4 separate regions of the Mus musculus genome follow, and all the other regions are linked to region 1. The links are chromatin loops, found by intact Hi-C in ENCODE. Cell type or tissue: left cerebral cortex. All regions are shown on one strand. Region 1 overlaps Ccdc174 (coiled-coil domain containing 174). Region 2 has its middle 11 kb from the start of Lsm3. Region 3 overlaps Nr2c2 (nuclear receptor subfamily 2, group C, member 2). Region 4 holds the start of Mrps25 (mitochondrial ribosomal protein S25).

What was found. A loop is a pair of places that touch in the nucleus more often than their neighbours do. Peaks named below come from ENCODE experiments on the same cell type or tissue, not always from the same donor. Only the 100,000 strongest peaks of a DNase experiment are listed, where the experiment ranks them.
Region 2: it touches region 1 in a loop (2.9-fold over the local background); 3 of 42 quality-filtered maps call a loop at or near these places.
Region 3: a loop joins it to region 1, with 2.9 times the contacts of the local background. A loop is called at or near these places in 4 of 42 quality-filtered maps.
Region 4: a loop joins it to region 1, with 3 times the contacts of the local background. A loop is called at or near these places in 6 of 42 quality-filtered maps.

The regions. Positions count from the first base shown.
Region 1 is chr6:91,884,696-91,892,695 of GRCm38, reverse strand. It overlaps Ccdc174 (coiled-coil domain containing 174), which reads right to left. Exons shown (of 11, transcript NM_172730.2): 4 at 7,290-7,348; 5 at 4,446-4,626; 6 at 1,807-1,902. Among named protein-coding and RNA genes, the nearest start is that of Ccdc174, 11 kb to the right of the region's middle. In left cerebral cortex, no CTCF peak of the experiment used is centred here; DNase peaks (open chromatin) are centred at 755 and 3,208.
Region 2 is chr6:91,523,370-91,531,369 of GRCm38, reverse strand. No RefSeq gene overlaps it. Among named protein-coding and RNA genes, the nearest start is that of Lsm3, 11 kb to the right of the region's middle. In left cerebral cortex, a CTCF peak has its summit at 3,939 (motif pointing left); DNase peaks (open chromatin) are centred at 3,938 and 4,536.
Region 3 is chr6:92,157,710-92,165,709 of GRCm38, reverse strand. Nr2c2 (nuclear receptor subfamily 2, group C, member 2) reads right to left here. Exons shown (of 15, transcript NM_001347342.1): 9 at 7,247-7,380; 10 at 6,321-6,498; 11 at 5,270-5,391; 12 at 3,658-3,797; 13 at 2,452-2,589; 14 at 1,417-1,522. Among named protein-coding and RNA genes, the nearest start is that of Gm46967, 4.3 kb to the right of the region's middle. In left cerebral cortex, a CTCF peak has its summit at 3,071 (motif pointing left); no DNase peak of the experiment used is centred here.
Region 4 is chr6:92,181,656-92,189,655 of GRCm38, reverse strand. It overlaps Mrps25 (mitochondrial ribosomal protein S25), which reads left to right and starts at 5,633. Exons shown (of 4, transcript NM_025578.4): 1 at 5,633-5,816. The coding sequence starts at 5,683. Rbsn (rabenosyn, RAB effector) reads left to right here. Exons shown (of 12, transcript NM_030081.3): 12 at 1-2,944. The coding sequence ends at 346. In left cerebral cortex, CTCF peaks have their summits at 4,535 (motif pointing left) and 5,208; DNase peaks (open chromatin) are centred at 5,229 and 5,635; H3K4me3 peaks cover 1,795 bases; H3K27ac peaks cover 967 bases.

The DNA of each region.
Region 1 (8,000 bases):
CAGCATGAATGGAGAAGTCAGGAGACTGCTTTCAACTTTTAGGAATCTATTTATTTTCTCCATCTACTATGTGGGTTCCCAGGACTAAACTCAGCTCATTAAGCTTAGCAGCAAGTCCTTTAACACAATGAGCCATCTTGCTGACCTTATTTTATCATTTTTAAATCAATTCCCAGACTTACACATGAGCTTACACATGATGGATCTTGCCTCAGTGTTCAAGAAAAGTGACTTTTCCTTTCTTCCCTTGTCCTGCTGACATATGGGAGGTGGCCTAGCCAGGAACGATGACCACTCAACTTCTCTGAATGGCCTCTTGTCTGAAGACATGGTTGCGCTCTTACAGTGCCTCCAGTGTCCCAGCAGATGCCATGATTTGTGCTTACTCCAGGCCTACGCACAGGACGCCTTAACCTTGAAGGGCTCACGAAGGTGGAGCTTCTCTAATACTTTTCATATGAGGCTGACTACAGGGAATTCTAACCATCAAGATACTTTCAAACGTTTATTTCTTTGGTCTCATTAGAAATATTGTCATAGGCCTTTGTTTCAAAATACAAAGGCCTATGACTAAGAAGTGAATAAAAGCAAGTGAACCTTCTCCAACCCTCTGTCCACAAAGGCTGATTTGTGGCTAGGTTTGGGCTCATTCTGTATTTGCAACCTTCAGACACTCTTCCAAGGCAACAGCAAACTTATATAACCCTTTCAGCAGTTACATTGCACGTGACCAGAACAGGGTGCCTGCCTGGGAAGCTGAGTCAGAAGCTCAGGGAATAATGTGACTAATTCTCCCCAATCCTCCCAACCCCCAAAAAATGGGTTTCAGGGATCCATCCCATAATCAGCTTCCAAACGCTGACACCATTGCATACACTAGCAAGATTTTGCTGTAAGGACCCAGATATAGCTGTCTCTTGTGAGACTATGCCGGGGCCTAGCAAACACAGAAGTGGATGCTCACAGTCAGCTATTGGATGGATCACGGGGCCCCCAGTGGAGGAGCTAGAGAAAGTACCCAAGGAGCTAAAGGGAACTGCAACCCTATAGGTAGAACAACAATATGAACTAACCAGTACCCCGGAGCTCTTGTCTCTAGCTGCATATGTATCAAAAGATGGCCTAGTCGGCCATCACTGGAAAGAGAGGCCCTTTGGACTTGCAAACTTTATATGCCCCAGTACAGGGGAATGCCAGGACCAAAAAGGGGGAGTGGGTGGGTAGGGGGTTGGGGGGGTGGGTAGGGGGCTGGGGGGTGGGTAGGAGGGACTTTTGGGATAGCATTGGAAATGTAAACGAGGAAAATACCTAATTAAAAAAAAAAAAAGAACAGAGACAGATTGATAGTTTATAATCCTTGTCCTTTCCATCATTTTTGTAGAAGGTAGATTATTTTATTTTATTTTTATTTCACTTAAAAATTTTTATATCATTTGATTTTTCGAGATAACAACTGTTGTCACAATTTCTTGCTACTTAAAAATAGTCTCAAGCAACTCTAGTTGCCACAAAATATGAATAAAATACTACTATTCCATTTAGTTTTGTAAATGAAAAATAAATCTATTTTGTTGTATATGTCAAAAAAAATGGGTTTCAGAGGAAAAAAAAAAAAAGTCAAGTATTATGCATTCAGGTTGTTCCCTGAGCACAGAAGATTATGAAGTGTCTGGATATGCTAACTGTAGAGGCTTCAGTGTATTCTTACTATTAATGGTCTTTAGCAACATACAGTCATGCAGCAACCTCTCCCAGAAGACAATCCCTGTGGCTGTGTTCCACACAAAGGCCACATGTTAGACTTACAGTCTCCCCTGAAGATTTTTATCCATCTCCAATAGACTTGGTAAATCCTTTCTCATGCAGCGCCGGGATCGGCCCAAAGAGTCCACGTAATCCACCCTGTAAGTTAAGACATTGGGAAGACAGTTTGTACCATGGGCAGATCCCTGTGTCAGAGAATTGGCAATGTCATTATAGACATTACCAAGAACCTTGCAGCTAAGGGACCACGAGCACAGGGGGGGAAAAAAAAACCAAATAAACAAACAAACCACCAGCAGCTGAGACTCACTAAGCTTGCTGTGCCCTCTACTAAATCTCAGTTTTAGGAACTGTAGGAAGGAATTGATCATGTTTCTGATTTCAAAGACAAATTACCAATACAGAAACGGTGACATGGAAGAACTCTCTTAACTTGCATGTGCATTTTCCCCACTAGACTATGTACTCCAAATTTTCATTCTCCCTCCCCAGTGTACTCAGGTCTCACTCTTTATTACTCCTCTGCTTCTAACTGACACGTTCTCTCCAGCGAGCTTAAGAAGTTTTAATATAAGTCACGGTATCTTTTGGATCCACTTTGAGTAGGAGGAAGACAAACAGTATACACCTTTCTTCATCTTTCCCCCAAGACCAAGCATAAAGTTAAACAAAACATTGAGACTTCCTAACAACCAAGTATGGGCAGGTTTTTACAGAAACCATGTCCTTTACACTATGGTATAACATAATTTTCATATTTGTTATCACAAGCAATAAATCTCCCAGAGTCTGGAGCAGAGTTTAGGGCATACAGTTAAGGACTTAATAATATAGGACTTTAATAGTAAGCAAAGCAATTCAAGTTCCGATTCCACTGGCTGTGCTGTTGCCTGTAATTTCTTTCCTCTCAAGTGACGCTGGTTTCCTTGTTAGCTTTAAAAACCAAATGCTTGGGAATCCACTCCTTTAGTCTTATAGCTGATTGTCACAAGAAATCAAACCTACAACTAAACAAAACAGTGCCTTCATTTTCTTTTTTCTTGCTTTCTCTCCTTTTTTTTTTTTTACTGAATGAGAGAGAAAACCATCTAGCCAGATGGTCTGTGTAATTATTTACAGTATTTTTGCAGAAAGATTTTTCACCACCTGGGATCTAATTACCAAAAGGATTTACAAGTAGTCACAATTCTGAAGCTTAATTCAAAAACAAAAAGAGTGTGGGAACTGCTTGAAGTGTGTCTTACTGTACCATATGGTGGCATGTGACACCTTCAATTGCCCTCCAAATTCCTCAAATCGCTGGCAAGCTGCTTGTAATCATAAAGGCATTAATAAGAAAAGAATTAAGAGACATTAGACCATTCAAAGGAGATGGGATTTCTGCCTTGAAAAGCAATCATAGCTATTCTGTTCTGGAGCAAGCCTCCAAAGCACACAATGCCAACAAAGGGAATCCAGGAGTCAGCAATGGCTCTAGCTCATCAGCAACTGCTTACTGAGCAGTCCCAGTCAGCATGAACCTGGAGAGACTGGGGGAGTGAAGGAGGACTGTTCTCGGGAAACAGGAAGGGTTCGTGCCAGAAGACACAATTTAGGCAGATTACAAAAACAAGCAAAAGTTTGCCTCAAATGTTTTGCTGGTAAAAAGGCCTAGAATGGGTCAACTATAAATAAAAGATAAGATGCCTGCCCCCAACCTCCCCCCAAAATTAGTTCAGATGAGGAAGCAAGTACTTAAGACTAGAAAACTAGAAAGGCACAGAGAAGCCATGTTCTTCTCTGTGACCCATGTAGCATACAGTCACATGTCTACCCACAATAGTAACATTAGAAGTAAGTTATTTAAAAGTAAGAAAACATGGACCCCAGTGGACACCTTCAGCAATATAAAGAGGAAGGTTCTCCGACATCCTCAGAAGTAGGGATTTCTCTTTATGCATAAATACCTGTCCAAGGGGCGAATTTAAAGACTAAGAAACACTATAAACAGTTCTCTAAGAAATTCCCAACAAGAGTTTAAGAGAGGGCCAGCCCCAGCATGCAGTCAGGACATCGGTGATGTGTAAGCAATGGCAAGCTCTGCTAAGTGACTGTCTAAGTGACATGAAAGACACTGTGGTGGAATTTTCACTCTGATCTGCATAAGGTTGGGTTCCTCCATCTTTTATGTACATACAGGAAATGTCAATGAAGTTCTGCAAAGTATTTGCGTATGCTCCCAGAAGGGAACACACTTGCTTCCAGGAGGGAATTTAAGGGAGATGCAGTGGAGTTTTGGTGTTACCAGAAAACAGTGTAGCTAGAATACAGCTTGCTCAAAGGGGACCCCTTCCCAGGACCTAGCATCTGCACCAGGGCACACGTAAGGCAATAGCATGCAGTAAGGGAGCAGGGCATTGATGGACTGCTGCCCAGGGATCCTTGGGCCTGGACCACACTAGGCACAACATATAGATGCTCAATTCTTATCTGCAGTCACTAATGTTACCTCTCCACTGGCCCACCCATTTCTATATAATCGATACACTAGCTCATCCCAATTTAAAGGGATGGTTCTTGGAAAACAGAAAACCCAGGCAGAGTATGAAAAGAAATTGCCATAATAACGATCAAACAAAACATTTCTCAAAAAGCCAATGTGAGTCTGAGAGGATCACTTCGATCTGATCCCCATTACCCACCATTCCTCACTGGGGTCTTGAGGAGGAGGTATGTCTTTGTCAGAAAACTCTTCTTTATCATCATCATCTCTCTCTTCCTCGATTTGGGACTCTCTCGTGGCACCAAGCACCTCCATTTCTTTTCGCTTGTCTATGATCTTCTGTGTGAAATCCACAAGGTACATGTCCTCCACTTCCTCATCTAGGGCACAAAAATCAATTTACAGATTCTCGAAATTAAAAAAGAAAACCATAGCTGGAACTGAGAAGGGCCCCATTGTCTGACTGTTTGCCAGTCAATGCCTGCACCTGGGACAATTTGCAGACACAGCCACCAAGCACTTGACAGGAAGCTCTAAATAAGCCATCCATAACACCATTATACTCCAAAAAGCCGTGAGGCTCCTGCTGTGTTATCAACATGCTGAGTGAGCAGTAAGCCCACGTGAGACAACACACCTATTCAATTTTGAGCAAATCACAGTTGACAACATACAAGAGACACACAACAGCACGTCTCCCAGTCAAGAGAGTGGACCTTTCTTGCTGTGGTGTAACAGGCCTTTCTAAACATATGAGTTGCATCATTTAGCTCTTGCACTGGTGGAAAGAAGTGCTTGAAAGGTCCTAACACAGGTAAACAACGTGCTCTTAAGCTGGGGCATAGTGTGCACACCTTTAATCACAGCACTTAGGAGGCAGACGCAGGTAGATCTGTTTGAGGTCAGCCTAAATTACATAGTAAGCTCCAGGCCTTCCAGGGCTACACAGTGAGAACCTGCCTCTCTCACTTGCACACACACACACACACACATGTCCTCTGTTCTCACAAGTAGACATTGTTTTCAGGTGAGACTTGAAGTCAGGCTCTTCAGGATGGATTCAACATAGTTTTTTTTCTAAGGACAGAGACTGAGCAAGGACACTGGGTTCCCTATCACCAAGTGATGTCACCCCCTTTACAGTGTAACAGTGGAGACAGCTAAGGCTCCAAGACTTCACCAGCTCAGATACACAAGCAGAGTACTAAGTATTAAGAGATGGGCCTGCAGGATCTGACAAAACCCACTCTCCTCAGACATACTCCTTTGACTGAGTTACTATATTTTCTTGTTGTTTTTAATTACATGTACGGGGAGAGGAGTGCATGGGGGTTCAGGCACTCTCAGAAGGCAAAAGAGAACATCAGTTCTCCTACAGCTGAAGTTACAGGCAGTTGTGAGTTGCTCAAGAGGGGTGCTGGGAGTCAAACTCTGGTCCTCTGTAAGCACAGCAAGTGCTCTTAACTGTTAAGCCAGCCATCTCTCCAGCCTCTGGGTTTCAGTAGTAACAATAAAAGTTTGAATCAAAAGGAAAAGAAAAAAAAGAATAAAACAAAAAAGTTTTCAAAGCCACAAGAAGGAAGTGGTATGTTCTTTGAGAGCTGAAGTGCAGATGCACACGGTAGTGAGACATCCTAGAGATGAGCACCTTGCTCCTCTTCTGGAGGGCAGCATTCTCACCACAGCTTCCAGCTTTGGGAATGACTGACTTTTCCATGCTGGACTCCCTGAAGTGTAGAAAATCCATGCTATCTGAGAAGAGGCAAATGATGGCCCACAGCCACTGCAGTCTTGTGTGCTAGACACGGTAGAACTGCTGACCTGTAGCCCTTCCCCTCTCCCCTACAGGATCATTTTCTCCAGCTTACCATATTACAGCATTGCCCTCTAGAAATTTCCTGAATGCATACTTGGCTCTCCCTGCCTCCTGCCAATGGTGTGTGCACTGGCCCAGAAAGTCTCTTATACTGTTGTGCAACTATGAATACTGATTTCTATTTCAGGGGGATATGACAAAAGGGAATTGTATTACAGATGTTTAAACCAATTACAAGCACATCATACAACTACTAACAGACTATGCCATGAAGTCGAAATTACTTAGGGTATGGGACAATGTTAGCATAATAAAGGAAAAAGACAAGTTAAGGGGAGAAAAAGAGAAAGCAAAGTTAAATAAACTAAAAGAGAAAGAAGAGGAATAGACTAGACCATTCTGGAGAGAGAAAAAAAGAGTGAGCTAGGAATTATCAAAAAGAAAGATAAAGATTTCCCAACAGGATAAAGGTAGGAAGAGAACTAAAATTAAAAAGTGTAAGAGATGAATCAAAGGGAAAGCACTTGCTGCCCAATCATGAAGACCTGAGTTCAGATCCCCATAGTCTACATAAAGCCTGATTTGCAGCACATCTGTAATCCCAGCCCTCCTACGGCAGCAGCAAGATGGGAGGTGGAACAGACCCCTCCAGATTCTGTCTCAAACAAGGCTGAAGGTAAGGCTCTACACTAGCTCCACTCCCATGCTGTGGCATTAACATGTCTGCACTCACACACAATAACATACTCACAGCCACACACATCTGACATATACACAAAAATATAAATGCGATAGAAGAAAACACGGCAAAACATGAAGTTAAAAAAAATAAAAAGCATATCACAGAAATAAAACTGAAAATAGAAAGACAAAGGAAAGGAAAAAGGGACACAAAACCCCAAGAGCCTAGATGGGACCACAATTCTGCACAACCTTACTTTTCCCACATGCATGGCTGTCACTGAACGCAAGGCTGCTCCAGTTCAACCGCCTCCTTGGTGCTGTGCTCTCCTGCTCCACTGGATCTGCTGTGAAGGCTTCAGAACTGGCTCCCTATACTGCCCAGTCCCTGATGGCTCCTAACAAACTGCCTGGTACCCAACAGAACATCAAATTATTAGTGCAGACTTGATTTTTTAAATTTCTCCCTCTTAGAATCATTCAAACAATTAATACTGAAGATCTGTATGAATTCGAGACAATAAAGAAATAGAAACTTTTATTTACCTAGAAAATCTCCTTTAGTCATCTTTTCATATAATTTGGCCTTTTCTTCCAATTTTTCCCTAGGAGAAAAACATACAAGTATTAGACATGGTCTTACAACTGTCCTTCTGCCCCAAACTATCAGCTTGACAGCAGCTTCCTCAGAGGCCTGCCATGAAAAGATGGGTACAGCAAGTGCTGACTGCCCTGTCCTGAGAGATCTTCAGACCCACCACATCCACTTCACTGTGAAAGCAGCAGTGTGCCTACGAACCTGAAGCCATTCTTGGTACAGAGTAACTGCTCAGTAAGTTTCTGACAGTGAATAGATGGATGCACTGAGTTGAGGCTCCAACAGTTTAGCTGCTAAATACAACTTAAGTTACATGCCAGAAGAAAGATGTATCTAAACGTAACTTTTTTTTTTTTTTTTTTTTTTTAATTTCAAAAAGGATCACCAGATTCAAGGTAATCCCCTCTTTGCCATGGTGCTTTTAGACTAAGGTCCTGGTCATTTGTGGTTTATCACACTGCTTTATACCAAGTTATAGTTGTTAAAAGCATTAGCAATACTTATTTCAAAGAATACAAGAATACATTTAAGCCACAAACTAATATAAAACAAGCTACAACCCTGGTGTTTCAATATACTAGCCTCTCTGCTCACATAATTTTGGTGGCATTTATCATGACAGACTAAAAAGGCCACCATAATTACCTAAAAAGAGAAGC
Region 2 (8,000 bases), 360 kb after region 1:
TCTTGCTTCCTAGAGTTCCCACGGCCACCCAATGGCACCGTAATCTAAGGCCAAGCCCCTTACCCACATGGGTTTTGGGTGCCCTAAGGCTCACTGAACCAAATCTCTACTCTAGAAGTTGGTATTTTACTGTGAGAAGGAGTTTTTGTGTTCACACTTCTTTCTATAATCATCTTATAACTACAAAATCACAGATTCACACATTAATAGTTTGTATCACTACAATCAGATTCATCTAAAATCAGACCACTCTTTAAACTGGCTTCTGGAGCTGGCATCACCCTCATTTTTGAAGTTTCCTTGCTTTGTGTGTATGTAGGTGTGCACACACGTGTGTGCATGTGTACAGATACACTTACTTGCAGGCGGGTATGGAGAGGCCAGAGGATAACCTCAAATGATATCCTCAGGCACAGCCTGCTCACCTATTTTTGAGACATTCCCTCACAGGCTAGGAACTCCCCAAGTTGGTTACGCTGGTTCACCAGGGAGCCCTAGGGATCCAGCTGTCTCCGTTTACCCATCACTAGGATTACAAGCGCACGCCACCATGTCCAGCCTTTTAGAGTGAATACAGGGATCAGATTTAAGTCTTAGTGCTTACAGGGCCATGCACTTTGCTGACTGGGCTACATCCGCAGGTTTTCCCCTGCTCTCTGACGTAGTAGGATGTTTCAAGATTCTCTGGTTCTTTCTTTGCCTCAGCCCTGGCCTGAGCCTTTTCTCTACCAAGCCTGAGCCTTTCAGTGTGCAAAGATAATTAAGATGTGAGACCCAGGCAGGCCAGGCTCTTCTCCCAGTGTTTCATGGCTTCTGAGTCCCTCAAGACAGGGATGAGAGACATCTCAATTCCTAACATGTATGAATCACCAAGAACAGTTGATCCAACAGGTCTTGTTTGCTAGTGGGGATGGCACTGGGAATCTGAACTCTGACAGCTTCGGGGAATTCTTGTGCTCCCGACCCACAAGACAGGTTGAACATGAAGGATGGAAGCCAGTACTTCTCAGAACCTGGTAGGCATGTCACCTCAGAGCTTGTTTAAATGTGTGCTCCTGACTCTATACCCCAAATTGCTCATTTGGTATCTTAGGAATTGGGAAGGAGGTCTTGCTTTGCTATTGTTCTAAGCACATTGAGTTTCTAACACATCTCCAGGTACTGTTGCTGCTTCTACTGACCTGAGATTGCATTTTGAAAAACACTCATCCAGACATTGGCTCTGAAAGCGGCTACACACTAGACTTCTTAGAGGAGATGTTTTACTCTTTTGTTTGTTTGTGTTTAAATATCAACCCAGAAGGCTCTAGAAACTGTGACTTAGTTGGTGTAGGATATTTTGATCATCAAGAATTTTATGAACTTGGCAAGTGGGGCTGTTGCTCAGCACAACTGGAGATGATTCTAAGGGGAGGGAGGGTCCAGTGGGAAGGGACTTAGGAGGCACTGAGCCTGACCTGTGTGAGGAATAGCAAAGCAGCCAGTGGGTTTGGTTTGAAGGAGGAGAGGAAGGTGAGAAAGGCAGGTGGGGTAAGAGGTGGGTGAGATGGGCCATGTATCTGAATGCTGCTCCAGTGGTCTGGGGAGCCTGGGGGTCGGCAGCAAGCTGGGCCTTCTGTCTGGAGAGTCTTTACTCCAGTCAATCCGAGGCCAGCTATCTTTTTACCAATCTTGGATTCTCCCTAGCGATGTGCGGCTGTGATGAAGGATGAAGGTGCTCCACTGTTGCAGGATATTTGATCACAGTGTGAACCCTGAGATTGTTTTGTTCACTGGAAAAACCCGTTTCTAGTTGTAGTGTGGCTCGATCTTAGTACACACCTTTAATTCTAAACAACGAAGAGAAAGTTAGTTTGTAGAAGGAAGCACCCATATTTGAAAGTGAGAATGAGAAGGTAAAGACAGAATGAGCCAGAGAATGAGAAGGAGCCAGAAGATTAGAACAGATTGCTAGAGTTAGTTTGAGGCCGAGTAGGGCAATTCAGTCAGAGACCAAGAGAAGCCAGATTCAATCAGTCAGCTTGGAGAGGAGTTTGAGCCAGAACAGCTGAGTTGAACCAGTCAGCCAGAGCTCAAAAAGAAATAGAAACAGTGAATTTGTTCAGCAGTAAGTTTCAGAAGCTGAGACATTCTAGGCCTAGCTAAGATTGTATGGTTGCTAGAAGCTTCTAGGATTAGGCCTAGGTTAGCAGATTGAGGCAGTAGGCCTTGGAGACAACAATTAGTACAGGTAAATAAAAGTTCCTTTTACACGCCACAGCTTTCTTCTCATATTTTGAATACTGCCCATGGATTTGAAACCTTTGAAAAAGAAGTCTAGACAAAGTAATAAAGTACTGTGTTGTGGAACAGGGACTTGGCAGGTAGGGGACATCTTCAGTCATTCACAACAATGTGAGTGCTTCTACTTATACATTGTTAAGATGGTACATTTTATCTTATGCTGTGTGTGTATATATGTATGTGCACATTGGTAAAATGGTGTGTGTGTATGTGTGTTTGTGTGTATTGTGAGAATACAGGTGCAGGCCACCAGAGCACATGAAATAAATAGTTTGGGACAACTATTTACTTTGACAGAATGATTCCTTACATGAAGTTCTACACGTGGCTTACCTACAAAGCAGGGCATCTGGGCTCCAAAGACATGATTGTTTGACATGCAGCATGGCAGAAACATCAGCCCGAAGAGCAAGGCCGGCTGCTTTGATCCCTCCTGCAATGGCTCTGCCCTCTAAGGATATCGTGCAATCCAGTGTGCTTGAACTAAACCCGAGTGTTGCCACACAATTCTCTCCACATCTATTTTGACTCTGGCAGTTGCTAACCTTGCTTCTAGGAAAAGGTGGGGGTGGGGACCCCTGTTGGTGAGACTCTACTGTTCTGAGCATGTGAGAGCGCTGGCTGAGCGGAGGCAGGGATGAGCTGCTCCTGGGTAGCTTTCAGCAACACTCCTGGGCCCTGATAGTTGGCAGAGGCCTGGCACCAGCTCTGTCACCCTGCCGTGAGGATGACCTGCCCTTTCCCTCCGTTATTTGAGCTCTGGGCCAGAGCTGATGGTGATGTCATCGTCTTGTGATGTTGTTAGGTGACCTTGGTCATGAGGCTGGTTCTGCTTGTTTCTCTCACACCTGACAACTGAGATGAGAAAAGCATTGCTGGGAACCAAAGAGGGAAAGACGGAGGACCCTGCAAGGGAGAACTCTGCCAATCCCCAAACCCTAAGCACAACTGCCTTGGATCCAACCTAGTTTCTAGTGGTTCTAGGCCTGGAAAAGCTGTAAAGGAAAAAGAGAAGAAGACATCAGTGAGGGCTGGGCGCAGTTCAGTAACAAAGCACTTGGCTAGCTCCTATCTTATGAAGGAAGAAACTGGATTGAAGGGACTGAGTCTAGTGTTCAGCTAGTTGTAAATGCAAGGTTTCTTGTCTCCTCATCTGTATCCTTACCTTGTAATACAAATGATGGCTCTCGGGTATCTTTCAATCTCTCTAAACCTGTTGAATCAATAACAAAGTGCCCTTAGGTTGGGAGGACAGCACAAATGAGGACATTCAGGCTGACAGCAGGAACAAGAATCTGCTCAGTAAGATGGCAAAGTCTGGCCTTGAACTCCCTGCCCCACAAAGCTCAGCTCCACCAGCGAGATACACCCAGGACCAGAGTGCTGGGGAAACCATCTTGCCTAGACTGTGTGTGCTCTTGTGGATGGTTCCAGCTCAGCATCACAGGAGCCGCCACTGTTAGGATACTTTGCCTGAAAACGGTCTCCTGGGGCTGTGGAGCATGTGATGTTGTCTGTCCTGTGCTTCTGGAAGCACGGTTGGATTTTCACATAGTTTGCATTTAAGGAATTAAATGGCACAGTTTGCCATCTAATATGTTGACAATGAACCGAGACAAACTGAAAGGGAATAGTGAAGAGTGTAGCACCCTCTAGTGTCAAAACAAGCTCTTGACTGATCCTGGAAACTTGAATAAGAGCAACAGACCTGGTATGCTACATAGTAGGTTGTGGTGATGGCTGTGTGCTTCACAAGCAACAAGAAAAGATTTTAAGTTTTCACCAGAAATAAACTAAATTTAATTATTCTAAAATACATGTTTGGAGATAAACATTTATATTCACTAAGATCCCACCCAATGTGTACCTGTTTACTTATGTGTGCCTATTTTATGTGCTTGTCTATTGAGATTAAGATCTTGATTCATAGCCCTTGGCTGGCCTAGAACTTGTAATCCTCAGCCCCTTGACTGCTGAGATTACAGTTATCCACCACAATGCCAAGCTCCAGTGTTTAGCTTTTATGTACCAGCTAAAAATACATTTAATTGAGGAAGGAAAAAAAAAAAGACATACAAGTTTAGGTGAATTCTCTTAGAAGTACTCTTCATTTCCCCTTGTGTGAGCAAGTGAGACCCAGGAATGGGGGGAAGCTTGCCAAAAGCCACAAAGCGTGTTGGTGACAGAGTCAAGACTGGCAGGTTTGTTACCCACCTCTGCTTTCTCCAGGAGGCATTTACTCCATAGCGAGCACGGACGGAAGACTGGGTCTCATTTAGCCCAACAGCAGCTGCTCACTCAGAAGGAAGAATCCTACCAAAGGGGAAAAGGAGGGGAGGTGGCTGGCATGTGATCTGAAGGGACCACAGCCCTCAGACTATACACTCTATTCAGGGGCTGCGGAGCTGTGTGAACAGCCCTGCTGCAGCTGAGCCCCACAGTGCCCTGGTTCCATTTCAGAGTGCTATTTGTTGGGTGCTGTGACCTAGGCAGGTCTCTTCCACTCCCTAGGTCTTTGTATTCCCACTGTGAGATCAAAGTACTGAGTGAAGTCAGGCTTTCTCACTTTGTTGAATGCCCAACTAGACGCAGAATTCTCTAGCACTGGCCTCTTTGCTGACCTTCAGCCAGGGTGGTAGTGGTGGTGAGGGATCCTCACTGCTCTGACAGATCCTCACAGAGCCTATCATCCTGAGAGACAGACTCCCTTAAGATGCTCTGCCTCCTTCTCCCTCCCTTCCTTGCTTCAGGCCCTTAGTTGGTCCTGTTGCAGATCCTGGCACATGGTAAACATCTTTGTTCCTCTCTGGTGTGGAGTATGTGTTCACGTGTGTGTGTGTGTGTGTGTGTGTGTGTGCTTGCTTGGAGAGGTCAGAGGTTTATGTTTTATCATTCTCCACCTTATTTTTTGAGACAGGGTCTCTCACTGAACCTGAGGCTTACTGTCTCAGCAAAACTAGCTAGCCAGCAAGCTCTGCTGACCTTCCAGGGCTGGCTTTGCAGGTTCGTTCCGACATACCTTGCTTTTCACATGGGTGCTAGGATCTGACCTTAGATCCTCATGTCCGCTTGGCAAAAAAACACTGAGCTATTTTCTCAGCCCTTGCAAAGTACATTTTAACTGGACAAATCAAAATATTTCAAAGCCAGGTTGCCCTGAAAACGACTTAGGGAGACGGCGTAGAGCAGCTGGACTAAGGCAGCTTAAAGGAGTGACTTCTGTCCACTGCTCATGACCTCTCTGTGCTGCTTCCAACCTGGGGACAATTCCTGGGCTGCTCATGTAGACACTCGTTAGTCCTCACAGCTGACCTTAGGGCACTTCATCTGCTTAGCTGGCACATGGCACAGCTGTGCTTTGTAGCTTGGTTATCTGGCTCCATGATACTGCAAGATCCCCTTGCAACTGTGGGAACTTTCCCAACCCACAAAGGACAACTGGGGGGCTCCTGGCAACACCTCACCCTGGATGTCCATGGCACAGGAAGTGGATGGGAAGAATACCAAGAAAAGAATCCCTCAGGGGTAATCAATATCAGAAACCACAGTGGGGCATGCTGTATCCACACCCATGAAACTTAAACTTCAGCCAAGAAAATAAGAATCGACATGCTCTGTTTGAGTGGAGCAACAGGCCTGCAGGAGTTGAAAACATCGGGCCTTGTAGTCCTCATTTCTTGGTGTTTTCCATGTAAACTGATGCCTGGCTAGGTGCCCGCAGCTGGCGCCTGCTGGTAGTCTCAGGCACATGGTGGCAGAAGATGGCTGAGGGGTGAAAGGAGGTAAGCCTTGCTGAGTTGTGGGGACCCCAGTATTGAAGAATGATGTCCACAGCTTGCCTCTCCAAAGTACCACTGGCCCCTTCTGCCTGCAATGCACAGCATAGCACTGCAGGCCCGGTATCATTTAATCTTCACCCATTCAGCATTGCTGGAGGACAAGCTGTTGGCCAGGCCTCAGCCTGGGGTTGTGAAAACAAGCAGTCACTTGTCTGATGGGACTGTGTTCAACTCTAAGTTCTCAGAAGCAGAGGAGCCAATACCTATATCTGGCTTAGGAACCCGACCCAGTGCTGCAGCAGGACTCTACAGGTACCCTCCTCCCCACCACCCCCCACTCCCCGGGTCCTGCTGCCACCATGCTGCCCAGTCTGTTACTGAACAAGCCTAAGCTTTGCCCACCTTGATTTCTTGAGAGGCTCCAGAGCTTCTGATGAGATTTCACAGCAATAGCCTGAGGTGTGTCCCAAGAAATCTGTCACTACTAATTTCAGCAACTTATAACTGACTTATCTATAGAACAGGCCTTCTTTGCCTCTGGCAGTGTCTCATTTTGGCTGCCAATGAGAGAGGTGGGGAGCATCCTGCTCAGGCCCGGCTCACTGAAGCCTCCATTCTCACAGCTGGATGAACAGCCTACGGTTGAGCACAAGATGTTTGAATCTGCCATAGGGAAGTGCTTGCCCTGAGCTCAATAAAGAGCCAAGTGACAGGGCTACCCACAGTGCTTACTTTCCTTAAACAACAGAAATTCTCTGCGTTTGGGGCAAGCCAGGATGGCTTCTTCGTTTCCAGTGGTGTGTGTGTGTTCATCACAGGTAAGCTTTGCTCACTGCTAGTAGCTGCTCACAGGATGGGACAGCAATGGCCGAGTATTACCCCTGAAGAGTAAATTAGAGGTCATGGGAAATATGGCTGATACCTCGTATTGGGGCAGATCTTTGAAATTTACTGCTTAAAACTGTCACTTGTAGCTAATGATTATAGATTAACATTAGTCAAGTTACTTGGATTTCAAATAAAGCACACTGCAAATATAGCTTGGTCTTTGTGAGAAGCAATCACCATTCCGAATTATCTCTTTCATGAAATAACCAACCCAGGAATGAAGGTGTGGCATTTGCTATGCCCATCTAGTTGACAAGAAGCAACTTACAGAAGGGTTTACTTTGGCTTACACTTTGAGGGTACATTACTCAAGTAGGGAAGGCACTGTGGGGGGGGGGGGCTCAGCTGTGATGGCAGGAGCATGGTGCACTTGTTTACATCTGGGGGGTCAGGAAGCAGACAGAACAGGATGCAGGGTTGGACTATAAATATAAAACCTTAAGGTCACCCCTCAATTACCCCATAAAGGTTTCATAGCTTCCCAAACAGCAGCACCAGCCGGGGGCCAAGCACTGAAACACCCGAGGCTTTGGCGGACAGTCCATATTGTAACCATCACAGACGGTGTGCTACAGAAACCACTCTTACTAATTCCAGCAAGCATGGCATATCCAGCTGAGTGTTCTCTGACCATAAGTCTAAGACATCCTTGCTAGGAACCCTTTGCCGTAAGGCCTAGACAGTACCACTTCAAACCAATAGTGGTAGCCCTGGTATGGGGGTCAGCGGCAGGAGGTCTGCTTGAGTCCCAAACCTGAAGAAGCTGCCAACCTTACAAACCCGTTTGCTCCTTTTAAGACTGTGGGACTTCTGAGGACTATGATAGAGGCTTTGCCAGAGGCATGCTAGTCGGTGAGTTAGTGAGGGCCATTGCTGCTAGAATTTGGCTAAGCTGTCTACTCAGGAAGGGGATCTCAAGGAATGACTACTTGACACAGTCAAAATCCCCAGTCCTATGTTTCCCACAGTGAACAGGACATCACCCAGCACAGCTAAAGCCTAAGGACAGTGTCAGGGTGGTCAGGGCCAAGGGAGGGTTCTGCCCCACCT
Region 3 (8,000 bases), 270 kb before region 1:
TACTTCAGGAGAATTAATATAAAAAAAGACACAAAAGCCTGAAAAGTGAGTTACAGGGACTGTGAGATGGCTCAGTAGGTAAATGAGTGTTCCAAAGAACCTGACCATATGTTCAAGCTCCAGGACAGAGGGAGAAAACTCCCAAGGATTGTCCTCTGACCTCCAATGAAGCACCTGTGCCTCTTACATATCACATGCACACATACACACACCGCTCTAGAAAGTATATAAAAAGAAAAATACAACACAATATGCTATCTATTAAAGACTGAAGAAATGCTGAAATGAGTTTTTGATTCATGTAGGATAGCTTTCCTCATTTTGGCCCTGAATCTCATAAGTGCCTTCTTCACCTTTCCTGCCCTGGGTCTCTGTCTTGGATAGGATTGACTCAGGCTTAAAAATGAAACATCTGCTTTCTAATGCTGCAGAATTATGGTTCAAGAGTGAGGGGCTCTGCTTTCAGACTCCAAGGCCATCTATTGACCATAGACACCATGGAAACACTGTGGCCTCAGAAGAGAACAACCTCCTTACACACCAGACCAGAATTGTGGGTATGATACATACATTGATACATACATACATACATACACACACAGACACACACACACACACAGCCCCGTTCTCGTATCATGTGACTCAAGGTCTTCAATGATCCTAGTGGAAGTTGGTTTTGGGAAACTGCATCTGTGCTAAGGAGATGTACAAAAAACTGTCTTGACTTTACACAGAGAAACCCACCAGAGCCACTGGCACAATAGCATTTCCTTTGAGAAGTACACGGCAGGAAGAAGTAGTCCTGGCAGTTCAGGGAGCCTAATTCTAATTCTGCTCAGAGGATCCAAGTCTGGGGAAAGCAGGCTAACCGTCTTTCTGGATTGTTACTTTTGTTTACTTTGGGAGGAAAGGGAGAGTTAGAAAATTGGGCCTGGAAAAGCTTGCCATACATTCTATTTTTTGGCAGATCAACTATACTGTCAAAATATGTATTAGGCTAATATACATCCTATTGTTAAGATATTACCAATTAATTCTCACCTATATAAAAGGACTTTTTCCCCCATCAGTTTTATCTAAGGGCAAAATTGCCTTACGTAACTCACTTCTTAATTTGGGCCAGATTTCATTTTTGTTAAGGACTTTAATGCTGCCTCTCCCCATGAGTGCTAAGCACCTCTCTAATGTGTGAGGAGTTAGTTCCAGAAGAGTATTCCTTTTCTGACTGTCACCAGCAGTCAGAAGCATCCAGCCTGGCATTCTCTTATGTTTGTGCTCTTTCTTTCTTATACCTGGAGATGTTAGTGATCTAAAGGAGGCTCTCTACACTGCCAGAATCTGACCCAGCCACATGCCCTACCACACCCCATCCCGCCCCACCCATTCTTTTGTGTGGGGCATGGCCTTGTGCCTCACCTGTAAGTATCTTCAGAGTAGGTTTTCTGCACATAGTCCTGTAATTCCATCTGTGCCTTCTCCTGAAATTTCTCAATCTGGCTTGTGCCTGTCAAACCTGGATGATCTGAAAACAGAAAAGTAAACCCCAAGTTTCTTTCTGAATTTGGAAAGTATTATAGAAATCTTAATCTTTCTTTTTAGTCTGTTGATTGATACGTATCAAATATAAGCAACTGAACTTGAAGGTTGGCTCAATGAATTGGGAAGCTGTCACAATACTGGCTTTGCCTCTGTATTTTTCCAAGGCTGTAAGAGTCCTAGGAAGGTGGGTGGCTCCCAGGTAGAGCCTAACAGCCTTACCTAAACAGCACCCCTGAATTGGCTCTAGACTTCCTGCTTTATACTACTCTAGGAAAGAGAGATTTCTAAATATATATGAGAAATAGTCTCTTTTCAGATGTTTAATTACATAATGACTCCTTTTCAATAGATAGCTTTGTTATGGTAGGAGTCTGAGGAAGAAGAAAACAGTTATGCTACATTCAGCTCTTGCTGTTGAGGTCAGTGGTAAGCCCAGATGACTTCTCCAGAGGTTTGGAGAACAGTTAGAGAAGAAGAATGTGAGGCCAGTCCAGGTGCCTTTTTCGTTCCACCAGGAATTCTCTGCCTCTTCAGCTGCTATACATAGTCAGGCCTATTGTTATCCAGAGTCAGTAAAGGTGAATTCCAATCTACCTGGATTATACACAACTAGAGAACCTGGAAATGGGAGAGCCCAAACAAGAAAAATAGCACTGGATGGTGGTCCTATTTGGACAATGGCTTGGTTGAGGTGCAAATTAAATGTATTCAGAACATGAATCCCCAGGAACATTTCTTTAGGGCTAAAGAGCAAGAATTATTGATGTTTGATACCAAAGCACTTATTAATAACACTCTAGGTTATATAAAATATTAAAGGGCTTTCCTACACAACTGATGACAATATGGCCATGTTCAGAAACATCAGTAGACACAGTGCAAAGTGTCACAAGTCCCCACCACATATCTTACCGGGACTAAAGAGAACTATAGCTTTAAGGTATGCGTACTCATAGCCGTCTATATCCAGTTTCGCCATGCTGTTACAGAACTCCTGCAGCTTCCAGATGTGCTCCATCACTTGCTTTATCCGGTCACCAGAAAGCTTATCTAGGAAAAAAAAAAAAAATCACAGAACCTCTGAGGTAAACTAAGAACAAGATCAGTCTTTTAAGGAGCATCACAGACAAATGGAGGCTAAGTTCACTTTCTAAAGAGAACCAAGTCATTTCAAGCTTGTCAAGGGCTGCATTTCCAGATGAAAGTGGAGTATCAAGAGGTGCTTGTTCCTGGAGAGATGGTTCAGGAGTTAAGAGCACTCAATGCTCTTACAGAGGACCCGGTTTCAGTTCCCAGGACCACACAACAGTGTTTCACAATCATCTGTAACATCAGTTCTGGGAGATTTGATGCCCTCTTTTAATTTCTGGACATTGTACACACATGGCACAGGCACATATATACAAGAAATCTTTTTTTAAAGGGTACTCAAGGGCTGGAGAAATGGTGGTTAAAAGCACTGGCTACTCTTCTAGGGATCCCGAGTTCAATTCCCAGCAACCACATGGTGTTTCTGTAGTGGGATATTATGATGCCCTCTTCTGGTGTGTCTGAAGACCTACAGTGTACTTATATACATAATATAAATAAGAAAAAAATCTTAAATTACCTCAGTAATGCACCTAATTCAGCCTGTAGTTGCCAAGGGTTAATTCCTTCATGGCAACTCATGCCTCAGTTCACAGGGGCTAGCTTCTGCAGGGCTAAAATGAATTTTCTATTGCCACAGCTGCTACTCCACTTGACTATCAAATTTATTAGATGCCATTACAGATCTTACTACAGGACAGATGTTTGTCCATTCACAAAGATCAGCTGGGTCGGGGCTGGAGAGATGGCTCAGCGGTTAAGAGCACTGACTGCTCTTCCGAAGGTCCTTCCTGAGTTCAAATCCCAGCATCCACATGGTGGCTCACAACCATCTGTACTAAGATCTGATGCCCTCTTCTGGAGTATCTGAAGACAGCTACAGTGTACTTACAATCAATCAATCAATCAATCAATCAATCTTTAAAAAAAAAAAAAAAGATCAGCTGGGTCAACTTGACACAGGCTGGGCTTTGATCCAGGCACAGATTGGATAAAGATATATTCCACTCCCATAGCCCTAGGACCTACCTTCCTGGATGCTGTTCTGTAGGTGGTTGACAATGGCTGCCAGGATGGTGGAGAGACTCATGACCTGGGCACACTGGGCCAGGCCAAGAGTGAAGAGCTCATTCCAGCAGGCCCTCACCAGGCTGGTATTACAGTCCTGTCTGGGAACACAAGGATAAGGCTGAGTGTGTTTCATGTGGCTGACTCTAGGCATGTGAGCTTTATGGACTTAAAGCCCTAGCACTATCCACCACCTAGCAAGGGTGTGAAAATGGTTTATTATACGTTCAGGTCATTCCCAGAAAAATGACCCAAGTCCTTGAGTAAGTCCATGAAGGTTTTAAGTTTAAGTAAAGTCCCTTAGGAAAAATCCACATGGTGGAGAGAACTGATATCCCCAAATATTCCTCTGATCTCTTTATGCAAGCTGTGACAAACAGTTTTAAAAAACATCCTTTATATGTATGTGATTATATGTACATGATTGTATGGGTGTATGTGCATGCGCACATTTGCATTCAGGCCAGAGGTCAACATCAGAGTCTCTTACTGATTTTGGTGCTTACTGATCTGGAGGAGGTTTCAAAATGCTCAGATTAAAACACAAAAACAAAAACCCCACCCAGGGAACTAAGACCACCACTGTTTAGCTGCACATCAGGACACCTTCATATAACAGTACTGATAACCCTGAGATGTCAACTATCTTCCAAATGGCAGCAAGGGCAGGCAGTCAAGAATTTGCAGATGTTCATTCAACAGTTACTGCCTGTCGAGTTGCCCTAAGAATGACAAACTAAACCATCTCTCCTTTAATAATGGTAAATTACTGTCACTATTACATTTGGGGACATATGCCACATCACCCAGCCCAGGAGCACATTTCTATCTGCAGATCCCCTTCAGTCTTCAGCTCTAGATTAAGAGCTTTGTAAGATTTTACTTCTGGCAAGGATTTTTACAGAGAAGAAAACTGAAGATTCATAGAAGTGAGACAATGTTCCCACAGCCTTATAGCTGTCAAATGCTGTTCTTAATGATTCTCAATCCCAATCTGCTTACCCTAGGCCACTGGTATGAACCAGTGGACAATCTAATGTTTCCCATGTATCACCTATGGTGGTTACCCTGCAGCATGCATCCATTCATTACATTCCCAGTATCACGTGGTTGTTTATGTTCTAGCCAGACTGCATGCCACAATGGTGGCCTAGTCCAATTGGACATTAGTTACTTAGCATAGTAGCAGAGCTGGCATTGGGACTGACAGGGAAACAGGATCACCAAACAGTGATATTCATGAACAAGCAAGCAGGAGGGGCTTCCTGCAGAGATGACACAAGCCAGTGGTCCTCACTGGCTGCTCAACAGTGAGGCAAGGCAATGTATACACACAAACCATTGCTCTTGACACTCATCCTATCAAAGGCCAGACACATCTCCTAGCAACAAATCCTTGGCAACAAGAACTATTGTTTCTTTCAGTCTGCTGACTATATTTAATACAACTTTGGGTCACTGAATAAGGTAAATTGGAACAATGACACTGTAAAGGACCTCAGGGAACTTGTGGGCCATTAATGGAAGAACAAATCCCACTACTCAAGGACATCCAGGAATAAAAGCCACTTACCCAAGTGCCTGGAAGGCTGGGATTGACCTTGCCCAGTGCATGGAGAGGAAAAGCAGGCGGGATGCAGACTCACAGATGTAATGTACATTGAGGTACTCTGGCATAGGACTGGGCATTGTAAGCTGGAAAATAAAAGGTGTTGTGACACAAGAGCTAAAGGAGGGACAGGTGCTCTTGTCAACTTATCTCCTGTTTCAACAATGGTAACTGTCTCAGATCTCAAAGAACTTCCAAAAGCCTGTCACTAGTGGAATATGTGACCATGTAGCCAAGGCTTTCACCAGCTCCCATGGTTTCTTGCTCAGTGACTGGAGTCCAGCAGTCTGGATTGGGGTTCAGGAGCCTATAGGACACTTTCCAGCTCACCTATACAAAGATGTTTTCAACAACTCTGACCTCAGCTATGCTGTTGTTATTAGCCCTAATTCACTGGCCAAGTGTTTTTAAGGGTAGCTTCAAGATGGTAATGAAAAGGTGCTGGGCAACGTAACATCTTAATGGAAGAACAGCCTGCCAAGGTTCCATATGCTATGATGTCCTCAAAAGGACTAGTGTCTTGGAAGCAACCTGAGAAACAAACCTTGGACAACTATAGTCAGGGACCCTATCTACCCAAATGACTGTCTAGATATCTCCAGTACAGAGTGTACTAAGACAAGAGATTCATTCTGGAGACTATAGATTGGAGAGCCTTCTGATGCCCTGTCGGGAGAGCAGACACAGAAAGAGCATGGGAAAGACTGAGAACCTACTAGTATTCTACATAGTAGAGAGGCCAACAGGTGCCTGGCCGAGCCTGTGTTGCTGTCATAGGAAAAGGCAGAGCAACCAGCCCCTGATCCTCAGTGGCTAGCACCATGGCAGTCTATCTTGGCTGTGATGTGCCACACTTATTGGAGGGTCATTTTCAACAAGAATATGCTTTGGAATTCAAGATTCTGCCACAATTACAAAATGAACTCATTGCAAGGTCTGACTTTTGAAACTGTATAGGTAAAGCACCTGGCTCTAGCAAACAGGGGAAGTAGATAGCATGTGCTAACGTACTCACCTTGAATGTGACATGTGTGTCTGAAAGGAGAGGGCCTTCAACTTCAATGATGGGTGTTGACTGATCTCTGCTGATGACATGGATACTCCCTCCTCCACTAGCATCTATCCCATCTGCCAGGCTTGGAGGTGAAGCACTATCTGTGGTATTAAGTGCTTTCGCTAAGGTGTCAAATGCCCTACGAGCAAAAATGAAACAGACATCATCAATGGCAAATAAACAGTAAGAAAGCCCTAGCTAATTCTACTTAGATCTCATGTGCTTTCCTCTACACCGAGGTCTCAATATTGCATCGGATTACAAATTAACAGGAGGACTGTGTAGCTCCCAGTAAGTCCCCATCTGGCCTGACACTAAGGCCAGAATAGAGCACAGAAGAGTAAAACACAAGGGCCAAGCAGCAGGGAAGAAACACCCTGAGCAGCTAGCCAATGCCACCTGGAACCAACTATTGCTTTCCATTAGCTAGCATGTACCACTCAGAAAACAGGTGTGAGCAAAGAGAAACAGAAACAGAAAGAGGTATGCTGTTTTGTGCAGGTTCATTACACAGTGCTCGAGTCAAAGAACATTTGTTTGATGAAGACCCCGGTTTAAGGAGCCAACTGCAGCTCTGACTGCCTTATTGTCACATGATATAAGTGGGTTCTCCTTCATTGTAAATTCCCATAGTTAAATGTGGAAGACAACAGATATGTGGGGTTGTTTTGACAACTTTATAGTTCTTTAATTAGACACAAGTTGGAGTATTTTTGAAGTATGTAGTTCACTGGCACAGCGCTTGTCTTATACACAAGCAGAGGCAGAGGTCAATTTCCAGGACCAAAAATAAAAATATAAAACTCATTTATAGCATAAGTGCCAAATGTTGGCATCTATCCTTACAACACAGTGCCAGGAATGTAGAGTATCAGAGGGGCTCATACCGAGTAATCTCACTTGCAGACTGGTCCTCTGGCTGCATTTCTGAAGCATCACCGTTGTTCAAAGATTCACTCAGGTTGGCCAAAGAGGTCACTACATTTGCCAGTGTACCTAGAGCTCCTTGGCTTGTTTCAGCCTATTAAAAAAATAATAGTAATATAGTAACACTAAAAAATGAGCATACACAGGAGAATGACTTAAGGGCAATGAAATGAAGAAGGTATCATGTTTATCTAAGGCCAGCTTCTAGGTGTGAATGGAGTCATGCTAGGAAGATCTTTTTGTATATCAACTGGATCAGAATGGATCAGGCTTTTGTGTTTTTGTATTTTGGTTACAGCCACATACACAGATCCACATATGTGATGCAATAACATTGTGATAAAATGACAGAACAGATAAAGTAGCACACCACTCCACCCAGCCCCAGTAGCAAAGTTTAAGCACAGAACTGATTAATAAATTACGGTAGAACCACAACATACTGTGCAGATGGCACAATGGGAGATGACCTCTTGGACCAACAGACATCTCAGTCTATAAGTTCGTTATTTATGGCTCATTTGTTAGCCTATTACAAATTATCTAATGGGAAAGAACTGGAGCTTTTACAAAAGGCTGCTTTAGAAAAAATAGCTACCTTCCCAGCATAATGGGAGCCTGCCAATATGTAGAATAAGGGGATTACATTAATAGGGAACAGAACCATAGAATGTCTACAAAGATGCCATGTGAAGAACCATTGAATGTCCACAA
Region 4 (8,000 bases), 300 kb before region 1:
AGAGGAGGTGGCAGAGTTGGGGGCAGGAAATCCCTTCACCGACCCAGACAGTCCAGCACCCAACCCTTTTGATGAGGATGACGGTCCCAGGCCTGCCAGTCCAGCCGCCCCTGGAAACCCTTTTGAAGAGTGCCCCTCCACCAACCCCTTCGAGGTGGACAGTGATAGTGGCATGGAGGCCGAGGAACACATCGAGGAGGAGCTGCTCCTGCAGCAAATTGACAACATCAAGGCTTACATCTTTGATGCCAAGCAGTGTGGGCGAATGGACGAGGTTGAGGTTCTAACGGAGAACCTCCGGGAGCTGAAGTGCACCCTGGCTAAGCAGAAGGGGGCCCCTAATTGACAGCAATGGGCAGGAACTGGGCAGAGTCTTGGGCAGCAGGATATCAAGTGTGAGGTGGGGATGGGCAGGCATCTGAACACACACAGGTTGGGGTGGGAACAGTAGTCTCTTGCTGTGCACTTTGAGACATTTCCACTACAGTTGAGCAAGAACGGGAAAAACAATCGGCATTCATGTGCTGGTTTTTCTGTATTCTTTTTTTAATGAAGTATTCCATTTTCAGGGGACTTTACCATTTTATTTTCAAGATACAGCTCTGTTGGGCCAAGGCAGAAATGGCTCATGGGCACCTCTTAGTTCATTTTCTGCGGACTGTTGTTGGTCATTATGCAGTATTATAGGGCAGCCCTTGACAGGCCCTTCCTGTAGCCAGGATAGGCAGGGCTCTAGCAGAAGTCTGTCCTGACTTGGTTGTTCCCTTTCAGCACGTCACTTAGGGAGATACTGCTGTGAAGCCCAGTGGGACCAGGGCCTCTTTATGGATGGCAGGAATGTTGCCAGTGTTGTCCCCTCCCAGTTAAAGGAAGTAAAATTCCCAAGTGTGAGGGTAGTGGGCTGGTGGTGTCAGTGTGAGCTTGACTGTGAGATAGTAGTGTTCAACTTTTTGGCGGATGTTATGGTTTGGAGAAGTTTCTACTTATGCAGCTGTCTGATCCCCTGGGAACCTCCTTCCAGGTCTTTGGTAGAATGACCGTTCTGCAGGTCACATTCAAGGGCCTGTTGATTTGGAATTGTGACTGGGAAGCTTCTGTGGAGTATTAGCAGGTGATGGAACACTTCTGAGTCAGGATGATTCTAGTAACTTCAAGGCCCTCCAGTCAGCCCTCTTCCTTGTGGTTTATCCTGACCTGGGAAACTGGTAAGATGTACTGAGAAATGGAAATATTTGAGGCACAGCCTGAGACCATTCCACAGCCCTGAAGTACTTGAACTCTTGATAGAAAACAGAAAGGGAAGTTATGTAGCTTAGTACTTTGGTTTACAGGAACAGATCGATTGACAGATGACCTTGTAAGGTTCTTGGTGTGCTCAGCTCTGGGTAATTTCTTTGGTGATGATACTCTTTAGTTAATGGACAATAACTGTCCACTAGTCACTTTCCCCTCAGCTTTCTCTGGGCCATGCCTTTTGTTGGTTACTGGTGTATAAGCTGAAAGTCTTCTGTCACATTCTGGTGAAGATCCATCTAGGTGGTAAGAATGTTATCTGGGTGCAAAGATCTCTATGTTGGCAGCTTTAATCCCAGTTCATTAGTACATGTTGGGGCTTTGGCTGGATAGAGAGCCCTGTATGGGGCTATGGGAAGGGCTGGAGAAGGAGGGAGCGTATGAACCCTTTGAGTTCTGCTGACAGGTGTTTACTGGCCTGCTAGTAGATTACCAGCCATTTGCCAGCTCTGTTGGTGTCAAGATGTTCTGGAAGGTAGGCAGCCTGGCATTTTATGTTACCTGGGGCAGGCTACCTCTTTCTAAAGCCCAGGCTCCAGGCATGCCCACCATATCTGCCCTGCTTGGTCTGCTATTGTGTCATGGACAAAGAGGCAGTGCTAACACAAGAATGAAGCTAAATTCTGGTTTCCACCATTACTTTTCCAGACTCAAATCAGGTGTTCAGGGTGGTACAACTGTAGACAATGCTTTTCTTATAAGACTGGGCTTCTTAATTAGCTGTGAGTGACTCGATGGGCAGTAGTGGCACATGACTTTTATCCCAGCACTTGGGAAGTAGAGGCAGGAATTTCTGAGTTCCAATCCAGCCTGGTCTACAGAGTGAGTTCCAGGACAGCCAGGGCTACACAGAGAAACCCTGTCTCAAAAAACAAACAAATAAATAAATAAACAAAAATAAAAATTGAGAAAAAAATTATCTAGTGACTTATTAAATGTACTTCTTTCTGGAACTCACCCCAGGTAGCAGTCTGACTGAGAGCATGGAGAAAACAAATGCTTTTAGACTGACTGACTATTAAACCGGGTGAACCCAGATCCCAGAGGGTTTCCTGAGTTTCTCATTGAATTCCTCGCTGACCATATTCTGAAAGTCCAACAGAACACGAGAGACTTGTCTGCCCCTTGTCTGGATCAGCTCCCAGAATGCATGCAGGTCAGAGTTGGTTTGCAGAGGGGGTTTGGCCTGTGAGGGAACCACAGTGCCAGCTTCTTACCGTGGGTGAATACTCGATGATTCCCAAGGATGGAGCACGTCCTTGATACGGTGTTGGCAGATCCCTTAGGTGTAGGTCCTGTTCATAGTGGACAGGCTTCTTGCTTATTCCCTTCTAACAACACTAAGGAACTGGAGCCTCATCACTGCACTTACCACATATCATGTCTTTGTCGTCAGACAGTAAAACATCTTTCTAAGTCATCATGAGCCATATTGTGTAGCTATGCCATGCGGTTCAAATTGTGGAATTGGCCTCGGTACGAGGTCAGACTAGAGGAGCTCGGTGTGCTGGTAATCATGATGACTGTCAGCAAGATGGTCATTGATGCGCATGCACTACACTGGGGCCTTGTATTAGAGGCTTTTATTAAAAACATTAAAATATCATTTATGTAAGGCTTTTATTAAAAAAATAACATGTTCATGGCTGGACTTGTGTGTGCTTAAAACGTCCCTTCACTTCCTTTTTGTAATGTGTGTGTGAATGTTTGCATGTGCACATGGAGGGGTGTGTGTGTGTGTGAGTGAGTGAATGTTTGCATGTGCACGTGGAGACCAGAGGACAACCTTGGGTATTAGTCTTAGGAAACCCATCCGCCTTTTAGGCAGGGTTTCTCATCCTGAAGCTTTCCAGTTAGGCTAGACTGGCTGGTCATCGACTCTACAGTCCTATCCCCACCAGAAACTGAAGCTCGGAGGGGTGAGGGAGCCTGGGGCTGGCATTTGCACCAGGCACTGGTACATTTCACACTTTACCTCAGCTCTGCCAACAGGTCTGTGTTGTGTTGTTTGACAAAGAACAGATTGGATACTTACAACTCATTTGCCATCAGTATTTAGGTGGGTTTGGGTTGGCTCAGGAATGGTGAAGAGGGAAGGGCTCAGCTATTACATAGACCAAAGAGACAGCAGCTGAACAATCTGGAAAGAAGTTAGGTGCGGCTAAATGGGTTTCTACAGTGACTTCATCTGGGCCTGGAGCCCAGGTCTGTCTGATTTGGGACCCAAGGCTGTTTATGTGGGCTGCTGGGTGTCTCCTGTGGATGCAGTATCATCTTCTGTGATGAAACTTCAAGGTCTGCAGCCTCCCCAGAAGCCTAGCACAATTTTTTTTTAAAGACTTATTTGAGTACACTGTCACTGTCCTCAGACACACCAGAAGAGGGCATCAGATCCCGTTACAGGTGGTTGTGAGCCACCATGTGGCTGCTGGGAATTGAACTCAGGACCTCTAAAAGAACAGTCAGTGCTCTTAACCTTGCCTAGCAGAATCTTAATCACTTAAGGATCTTAATCACTTAATGATTTCAGTTGCAGCGTCTTTCGGAAGTTGTCAGTCTTCTTACAAGCAGCAGCTGGCTTGAAGAAAAACCAGTAACCTTTCTTGGAGCCATTAGGAAACTGATTTGCAGGGCTCAGTTTCCTCCCAGCACCTGCAGTGGTGAGTTCAGAGTAAGCCAAGATCTGATGGCTGCAGCAGAACCCATGACTTGTAGGAATACCAGTAGTAACTTTGGTTTTTGTTATTGGGCTGTGAGTGAGGACAGTTAACAGTAAGACTCCCTCTTACTGTCAATGGTTTTCTCTTAATAATCCTATGTCCATTTCCTGTTAATTGGCTGTTCCTCCTCTTGATCTACGGTTGACTTTATTTAATCCCGTTTACAGTATTGAAGCAGCTCTTGGATTAAAGGTGTGTGCTGAGACTGAGCCATACCACAACTAAAAAAGGTTTTTCCAGTAAGTAACACCATTGTGGGGCTCACAGTGTGATTAGATACCCTGCAGCCGCCTGCTGCACTCTCAAGGGTATGCTCTAGAAGCTTACCTTCCTCTTCAGACATGTAGTTATAGCTGAAGCTTATTAGTGATGTGTTCACATATATGCAGGCAAAACACTCATACATAGGGGCTGGAGAGATGGCTCAGTGGTTTAGAGCACTGACTGTTCTTCCAGAGGTCCTGAGTTCAATTCCCAGAACCCACATAGTGGCTCACAACCATCTGTAATGGAATCCGATGCCCTCTTCTGGTGTGTCTGAAGACAGCTACAGTGTACTCATAAATAAAATTAATAAATCTTTTAAAAAATATAGACATAAAGTAAAAAAAAAAAAACTAAAACAATTTACAATTTGGTAGCTGGGGAGATGGCTCGGTGGGTAAGAGTACTTGAGGGTCTGAGTTCTGATCCCAGGATCCATGTAAAAATCTAGGTGAGATCATCTGTGCCTGTAACCCCAGAAGTGTGGGTTACAATCCCAATTGCTGGAGCTTACTAAGAGAACAGAAACACAGCAGGACACTTTTCCCCCAGCCTTCATGTGTGCACAGGACATGTCTAGAATTGTTGGATTATTTGAGCAGAGGAAAGAACACTTAAGTTTTGAAAAAAAAATACTAGAATAAAAGATTAACAGATGAAAAATGCTCTAATGGGCTTATCAGTAGACAGTTCATCTATGAAGCCTGGGAAGTCAGTTGAAAATTTACATAATTACAAAGGGAAAAAATCTTGAGAATCCTATAGAAAAATTAATTTCAGCCATAAACAGCGATTAAAAATTACAGTGGGGCTGGAAAAATGGCTTAGCAGTTCAGTGCACTTGCTGCTCTTTTAGAGGTCCCACATGGCAGTTCACAGCTCTGTAAGGTCAATTTCAGGGGACCCAACGCCCTCTTCCAGCCTCTGCGGGCACTGCGTGTATGTGGTGCACAGCCACAACACACAAGCAAAACAGTAAGGTAAAAATAAATCCTAAAAAAAAAAATGCAGCGCAGAGTGACATGTTGATTGTTGACTTGTCATATCTGTCACAACCACTCTTAACAAGCGAACGACCCCCTCCTCTAAGCAGAGTCCTTTGAGGCAGACCCTGACGCGCCAGAGCAAGCCACTCTTTCCTCCTTTGCAAATAAGTTTTCCCTTTGAATCAACAGCGACTTTTCCGTCAAGCTCTTCACTTCAGAACTGGAGATCTTGGGAGAAGATAATTGGTTTCTGTGAAGACAAAAACGACAGGTTGATTCCCAACGCTGAGGCGGCTGCGAGCCCGGGCCCAAACTACGAGTCCCAGGCTGCCCCGCGGCCGCGCTGGCCGCCGGGAAGTGCCTCCCAAGATTCCCGGAGCCGCGCTGGTCCGCGGCTTGAGGAGTTCCTGACTTCCACCATGCCGATGAAGGGTCGCTTCCCGATCCGCCGTACGCTGCAGTACCTGGGTCGCGGGGACGTGGTATTCAAGGAGTCTGTGAAGATCATGACCGTGAACTACAACACGTATGGGGAACTGGGCGAAGGCGCCAGGTCAGTGTGGGTCACAGCCCTCGGGGTTCAGTGAAAGAAGCTGAGGCAGTGGAGGGCATCCCGACTGATCCCCGATAGAAACCCGAGTGCTCCTCCACCGGAGGGATGGGTTGCGGCTGGAAGGCTGGCCCCTTGTGCGAGGCTGTGGCGCGGGGAACGCCTTGGGAGCGGAGTAGTAAGTTTCCGCACCTGTGCACAGCATGGCTTGCTGCTGCTTAGGACACTTGATGAATGAAAGGTTTCATTGACCCGTTTATCATCTCTGAGCAATGCTTTGGACCCTTCCGAACTTACTGCACATTTATTGAGCGCCCAAAACGCTGGGTTCAGTACTGGGATTTTCCACAGTACGGGATAAACATGACTGTAGATAGAAGTGGATTTGTAGAACGGATCAGAAAGAGAGAAGAGAATAATTTTCAAGGTGGAGAGTGGCCCCTGTGGCAAAGACCTTGACTTCATGAGAGCCAGAAGCCGCCTTCAAGCCATTTTCTCTGGTCAAGTTGACCCCCAAGACCTAAGATTTGCTAGCCTGGGATCTGCTGGGGTGAGGGCTCTCTGGAACCCTCTCGGTGGACCAGAGGGTTCGGGCTCTACTCCCCACTTGTCAGGAGTTTATGCATATGCAAAGGCCTCTTAACTAGTTGTATGACCTTGGGATCACACAAGTTCTCTCAACTTCTGACAGCATTTTTCCTAGGCGGAACACCACAACATCAGTGTGTTGGTGGTGGTGTGGGGTTGCTGGAGAATAAAGTGCCTGGCAGAGTGCAACAGGTGCTGACCTTGTGCCCATTTGATCCAGTAGGTGCATCTATATCTATCTGGTTTGTGGGCACAAGGCTCTGTGCTTTGGGATGGGAAGACAGAGACTTGCTGACAAGTTCTGCCTTCAAGCTTTTGGGTGGTGTGCTGTGGAGCTTTCAGGGCAGTGTTTCCTCCCCAGAAGCAGTTCTTTCACTTTTTCAAGTTTTGTGTTGATGTAATTACTTAAAGGTCTCCACCCCACCCGACCCTGTGTTTGTGTATGTGTGGATACATTAGCATTCAACCAAAGATAATGTTTCTAAGGAGCTGGCTGACTTGGTTTCTTTTTGAAATAGGGTCTCTCAGCCTGGGCTTCATGGATTCAGCTAGGCTGGTCAGTAAGCCTGGAGCCAGCAAGCAAGGGCTCACACCTGGCCTTTTACCTCTCTCTCTCTCTCTCTCTCTCTCTCTCTCTGTCTGTCTGTCTCTCTCTGTGTGTGTGTGTTTTGTATGTCATGAGAGTTTATTTACACCATATGTGTGCAGGTGCCCATGAAGCCAGAGGGTGTTGGATTCTCTGGCACTGGAGTTACAAGTGGTTGTGAGGCACTTGATGTGGGTACTGGGAACTGAACTCAGGTCCTCTGGAAGAACAGTAAGCACTCTTAATTGCTGGGCCATTTCTCCAACCTCAAGTAAAATCTTCCTTAAGTTTTAATTGAGATAGGGTCTCACGGTGTGCCTAGCTGGCCTGGAACTCCTTTATAAACCAGGCTAGCTTCCAGCTAACAACAGATCTTCTTGCTTATCTCTGCTTCCTGACTACTGAGTTTAAAGATGTGTGACACCACACCTGGCTTGCTTGTAAAAATGTATATGTGAGTGTTTTACCTCCATGTATGTATGTGCACCACATTGGTGCCTGGTGTCCATGGGATTAGAGTTACAGATGGTTATGAGCCACCATATGGGTGCTGGGAACTGAACCTGAGTCCTCTGCAAAAGCAACAAGTTCTCTTAACCACTGAGCCATCTCTATAACCCCCTACCTGTTTGTTTGTTTTTTAAGTGGATCCCGGAGCTCAGAGTCTGGTTGTCTTGCATGTATAATAAGCTCCTTAGTGATTGAGCCATCTCAATAGCACCCTTTTGACGTATTAGACCCTGCGGAAGAGGAGTATGGTTCTCATGGCCGTTGCCTCTGCCTGTACACACATCTGCATCCTGTTCAGCCTATCCTCCCTCGAAGGTCACTTCTGAACAGTCAGAACATGAGTTCTCTGATAATTTAAACACTGTGAAGACTCATTTTCTGTGACTTCAAGCCAAAGGGGAACGTGTGATTAATTTTCCTTCTTGGCTTTAACAAATCCTTGTGTTAGCCGTGTTTAATCGCTTCATTTTTGGCACTTTAATTGCAGATTCTGTCCCAGTTGT